Linked DNA regions of Homo sapiens: region 1 is linked to region 2. Evidence: read pairs that join two places in POLR2A ChIA-PET (ENCODE). Cell type or tissue: GM12878. All regions are shown on one strand. Each heading gives the region's core, and the rest is flanking DNA. Links, peaks and the distances in the headings are about the cores only.

Region 1 (2,916 bases), core at 249-2,748, 270 kb after region 2:
TGGCAAAACGCTGTTTCTATAACAAAAATTAGCCGGGCATGGTGGCATGTGCCTGTGGTCCCAGCTACTAGGGGGCTGAGGCAGGAGAATCGTTGGAGCCCAGGAGGTCAAGGCTGCACTGAGCAGTGCTTGCGCCACTGCACTCCAGCCTGGGTGACAGGACCAGACCTTGCCTCAAAAAAATAAGAAGAAAAATTAAAAATAAATGGAAACAACTACAAAGAGCTGTTGTCCTAGATGAGCTACTTAGTTAGGCTGATATTTTGGTATTTAACTTTTAAAGTCAGGGTCTGTCACCTGCACTACATTATTAAAATATCAATTCTCAATGTATATCCACACAAAGACTGGTACGTGAATGTTCATAGTACCTTTATTCACAAAACCCCAAAGTAGAGACTATCCAAATATCCATCAACAAGTGAACAAATAAACAAAATGTGCTATATCCATGCAATGGAATACCACCCTGCAGTACAAAGAAGCTACTTGGGGATGAATCCCAAAGTCATGACGCTAAATGAAAGAGTCAGACATGAAGGAGGAGATAATGTATGCCATACGAAATTCTAGAAAATGAAAGTAACTTATAGTTACAGAAAGCAAATCAGGGCAGGCATAGAGGCTCACACCTGTAATCCCAGCACTTTGAGAGGCCACGTGGGAAGATTGCTAGAACTCAGGAGTTCAAGACCAGCCTGGGCAACACAGTGAAACTCCATTCTCCACAAAAATGGGAAAAAAAGAAAGCAAATCAGTGGTTGTCCTGTGGGGAGGGGAAGGACTGCAAAGAGGGAAGAAGCTCTGGTGGGGTGAGGGTGGTGATTCAGGTTCTGTATCCTGACTGTGGTAGCAGTTTGGGGTGTTTACATCCAAAAATATTCGTAGAATTATGCATCTTAAATGGGTGGAGTTTACTGTATGTAAATTATACCTCAATGTAAGAAAAAATAATGTGTAAGAAAACTTTCAATTCTCTTGCCAGCAAACGTTATTCAAATTCCTGAGCCCTTTACTTCGCAAATTCTCTGCACTTCTGCCCCGTACCATTAGGTGACAGCACTAGCTCCACAAATTGGATAAATGCATTTCTGGAAAAGACTAGGGACAAAATCCAGGCATCACTTGTGCTTTCATATCAACCATGCTGTACAGCTTGTGTTGCTGTCTGCAGCTGCAATGGGGACTCTTGATTTCTTTAAGGAAACTTGGGTTACCAGAGTATTTCCACAAATGCTATTCAAATTAGTGCTTATGATATGCAAGACACTGTGCTAGGAGCCAGAAAACAAAGAGGAGGAGAAATCAGTCATTATGTGGGAACAACATAGCAAGATATTTAGATCATTTTGACTAGTTAAAAAAGCAGCAGAGTACAAAATCACACATGCAATCAGTATAATCCAAATCATGTAAATATGTGCCTGTAGAAAGACTAGAGGAATAAACACAAGAATCTTAACAGTCATTGTCATTAGACACTAAGTCTAATTATTATTATTAGACACTATGATATTTGAGATTTAAAAAATCTTTAATATTTTAAAATTTAGAGCTCTTCTATTTTTCCATAGTATTCAAGTTTGACAATGATCAAGTATTACTCTTTCTTTTTTTTTTTTTTTTTTTTTTTTTGAGATGGAGTTTTGGTCTTGTTGCCCATGCTGGAGTGGAATGGCATGACCATAGCTCACTGCAACCTCCACCTCCTGGGTTCAAGCAAAGCTGTCGCCTCAGCCTCCCGGGTAGATGGGATTACAGGCGCCCACCACCACACTCGGCTAATGTTTGTATTTTTAGTAGAGATGGGGTTTCACCATGTTGGCCAGGCTGGTCTCAAACTCCTGACCTCAGAGGATCCACCTGCCTCAGCCTCCCAAAGTGCTGGGATTACAGATGTAGGCCACTGCGCCCGGCCAAGTATTGCTCTTATACATTAAAAAACAGGTGTGAGCCACTGCGCCCAGCCAGGTATTGCTCTTATACATTAAAAAATAGGCCGGTGCAGTGGCTCACGCCTGTAATCCCAGCACTTTGGGAAGCCAAGGCGGGCAGAACACCCGAGGTCAGGAGTCCAAGGCCAGCCTGGCCAAGATGGTGAAACCCCGTCTCTATTAAAAATACAAACATTACCTGGGCATGATGGTGGGCGCCTGTAATCCCAGCTACTCAGGAGGCTGAGGCAGGAGGATCCGCGGAGCCTGGCAGATCTGCCTGAGCCTGGGAGGTTGAGGCTACAGTAAGCCAAGATCATGCCAGTATACTTCAGCCTGGGCGACAAAGTGAGACCGTAACAAAAAAAAAAAAATTTAAAAAAAGAAATTTAGATCAAGATCCAACTGTAAAAAGTGGCCTAAACACCACATTAAAGAGTTTGGAGTTTATTCTGCAGGCAGAAGAGAACCATCAGGGGGTCTTCAGCATGGGAATGGCATGGTGCACCTGGTTTTTGTGAGATCATGGTGGTGACAGTGTGGGGAATGTTATTTTGGAGGGACTGGAGGCAGACAGACCGGTTAAAAGGCCAGCACAACAGATAAGGAGGAAGAAGATGAGGGCTTGGACCGAAGCAGAGAAGAGCAAACAGGGAAGGTACAAATTCAAGAAATATTGGGGGGTTTGAATCAACACATTTAGATGATTAATTAAATATGAGGACTGAGGAATAAGAAATGAGTCAAGGATGGTTCCAGGCTGCTAGGCTGCTTACCTGAGGTGGCAAAGTCGGGAGGAGTGGCAGTTTAGGACAGGGGGCAGTTGAGGAATATTGTTTTGATCATTTTGAGTTTGAGGTACAAGTTGGACACTTAGGTAAAGACTGGAGGGGAAATCTGAATATACAATTATGGGACTGAGGAACAAGTTTATTTTATTTTTTGTTTCGTTTTCTTGTTGAAGAACAAATTTAATTGTAAT
Region 2 (2,916 bases), core at 156-2,655:
ACATTCTCATTTATAAGTGGGAGCTAAATGGTAAGAACTTATGAACACAAAGAAGGGAAAAACAGACACTGGAGTCTACTCGACGGAGGATAGTAGGAGGAGGGAGAGGAGCAGAAAAGATAACTATTGGGTACTGGGCTTAATACCTAGGTGATGAAATAATCTGTACAACCAACCCCCGCGACACGTGTTTACCTATGTAACAAACCTGCACAGGTAGCCCCAAACCTCAAATAAAAGTTAAAAAAAAGGAAAATAGTTAAAAAAAAACAAAACAAAAAAAAACAAAAAATAAAAAAAAGAATTTCAAAAGAAAGTCAATCCAGAATCATAAACAAAAGCCTTGAACAGATCCTTTTTCATCAGAGGATATCCAACCACAATGAGATACCACTTCACACACACTAAGATGGCTAGAATTCAAAAAACAGGGCCAGGTGTGGTGGGTCACGCCTGTAATCCCAGCACTTTGGGAGGCCAAGGCAGGCAGATAACTTGAGGCCAGGAGTTCAAGACCAGCCTGATTAACATGGCGAAACCCTGCCTCTACTAAACATACAAAAATTAGCCAGGCGTGTTGGCGGGCGCCTGTAGTCTCAGCTACTGGGGAGGCTGAGGCGGGAGAATCGCTTGAACCTGGGAGGCAGAGGTTGCAGTGAGCCAAGATCGTGCCACTGCACTCCAGCCTGGGTGACAGAATGAGACTCTGTCTCAAAAATTAAAAATAAAAATAAAAAACAGGCCAGGTATGGTGGCTCAACCTATAATCCCAGCACTTTGGGAGGCCGAGGTGGGCAGATCACCTGAGGTCAGGAGTTTGAGACCAGCCTGACCAACATGGTGAAACACCGTCTCTAGTAAAAATACAAAAATTAGCCAGGCGTGGTGGTGGGCACCTGTAATCCCAGCTACTTGGGAGGCTGAGGCAGGAGAATCTCTTGAACCTGGGAGGTGGAGGTTGCAGTGAGCCAAGATCGTGCCATTGCACTCCAGCCTGGGCAACAAGAGTGAAACTCCATCTCAAAAAAAAAGAGAGAGAGAGAAGAAGAAGAAGGAAATACTTTCCAGGGACTTCCGGTTACTTTTTGTAGGCTGGAATTCTGCCACATGGCCAAACCTAACTGCAAGCGATTCTGAGAAGGTGACGATTTTAGTTGGGCACGTGGCTGCTCCAAATAAAATTGTACTTTTTGTCAGTGATAAAGAGAATAGATAATGGGGTGTGGTGGTGGGGAGTTGGAAGCACCCAGCACAGGGTCCAGCTTTCCAGAGATCTTACACTCTGATGGGGGAGATGGGAGGGTCAACAGAAAACAGGAACCCAGCTTGGTAAATCCTCCGCTGGAATCACAGGTGCTGTAGGAGCAAAGAGCTCTTAAGGAAGCCTTGCCAGAGTAGGAAACACACCTTGGAGGCCATTCCTTGAAGGACCAGTGGAAGTCCTCCAAGCAGAAGAGAGAAAAGCTTTTCAAGCATGATAGAAAGCATCTTTGAAAGTTATCGGAGATTTTAGTGGAAATTGGGAACCAAATGTTCCGTGTTCCTGAAGTGTGAGGGTCAAAGGCCGAAGATGGAGCTGGCGGGGAGGGGGCAGGAAGAAAATAGTCATGAAAGTCTGCTATGCCATGAACAGGAATAGAACTTTACCCCTAACAGCCCCTGAAGGGTTTTAAGCAAATGAATGTCATAATCAGATTAGGATTTTATTTTTTAAAAAGAATGAGATTGGGTCTTGCTATGTTGTCCAGGCTGGTCTTGAACTTCTGGGCTCAAGTGATCCTCCTTCCTCAACTTCCCAAAGTGCTGGGACTACAGGTGGGAGCCACTGCACCTGGCCCAGATTTTAAATAGCTGGCAGTACATCACCTGACACAATTCTAAGGGTTAGTTGAATAGAGGCAGCCTTGTGTATAGAGAATATGTAAAATAAAATAATAGACATAGGGGTGGAGGAATGTTCTGACATAGAAGGGGCAGCAACTGGGTTTTTGCAACAGTCTGGATGAGATATGATAAATATTTCAACAGGGCTACAGGAAGAAGGATAGAAAGTTCTCTGTGCTCCAAATGTGACATATTTTGCTTATTAAGGTAGGATTCTTAGAAAGAAAAAAAAGTAGGATTCTTTTCTGATACTGGTTCCTTTCCACTTCCTACCAAATCCTTGATGAAGGCGGGGATTCAAGGGGGAGGTAGGAGAAGGGAAAGCCTTCAAGAGGCCATTGTTATGGGAAGAAATATTGGTGAGATCCTGGGTTCTGAAGTCCCTTCTCTTCCTTTGCTGTTGAAATGTTGGCACTCCCTTTCAGTCTCTCCTCTTCTCATTTCCTGTTCCCTAGCTAGTCCTCAACACTCTTGGCTTCTCACTACTTATTTGCTGCTAACTGCCAGTCTTTATCTTCAGATTTCTTTCTTTAATGGTTGACATGACCCTTTATATCCCACTATCTCAACATCTTCACCATCAGGACTTACACATTCTCAAACTTTTTTCTTTTTTTTTTTTGAGACAGAGTCTCGCTCTGTCGCCCAGGCTGGAGTGCAGTGGCGCAATCTCGGCTCACTGCAAGCTCCACCTCCCAGGTTCACGCCATTCTCCTGCCTCAGCCTCCCGAGTAGCTGGGACTACAGGCACCCACCACCACACCCAGCTAATTTTTTGTATTTTTAGTACAGACGGGGTTTCACCGTGTTAGCCAGGATGGTCTCGATCTCCTGACCTCGTGATCCACCCGCCTCGGCCTCCCAAAGTGCTGTGATTACAGGTGTGAGCCACCACACCCAGCCACTCAAACTTAATGTAGTAAACTGAACACACTATTTTCTCTCTTTCTATATCTGTACCTGCATGGATGGCACCATCCACCCAGTTAAAAGGGATCAAAATATGCCAGTCCAAATTGTGCCACTTTGGCA

Evidence for each region. Peaks named below come from ENCODE experiments on the same cell type or tissue, not always from the same donor. Only the 100,000 strongest peaks of a DNase experiment are listed, where the experiment ranks them.
Region 1: POLR2A ChIA-PET joins it to region 2 with 9 read pairs; 2 of 35 experiments call an interaction of 5 or more read pairs at or near these places.

What each region holds. Positions count from the first base shown.
Region 1 is chr12:8,607,308-8,610,223 of GRCh38, reverse strand. The region is part of intron 1 of AICDA (activation induced cytidine deaminase); the gene reads left to right. Among named protein-coding and RNA genes, the nearest start is that of AICDA, 4.1 kb to the left of the region's middle. In GM12878, for the core only: a CTCF peak has its summit at 1,050; no DNase peak of the experiment used is centred there; H3K4me3 peaks cover 974 bases; H3K27ac peaks cover 1,070 bases.
Region 2 is chr12:8,881,601-8,884,516 of GRCh38, reverse strand. It overlaps a transcript of A2ML1 not described here. Among named protein-coding and RNA genes, the nearest start is that of PHC1, 31 kb to the left of the region's middle. In GM12878, for the core only: no CTCF peak of the experiment used is centred there; no DNase peak of the experiment used is centred there.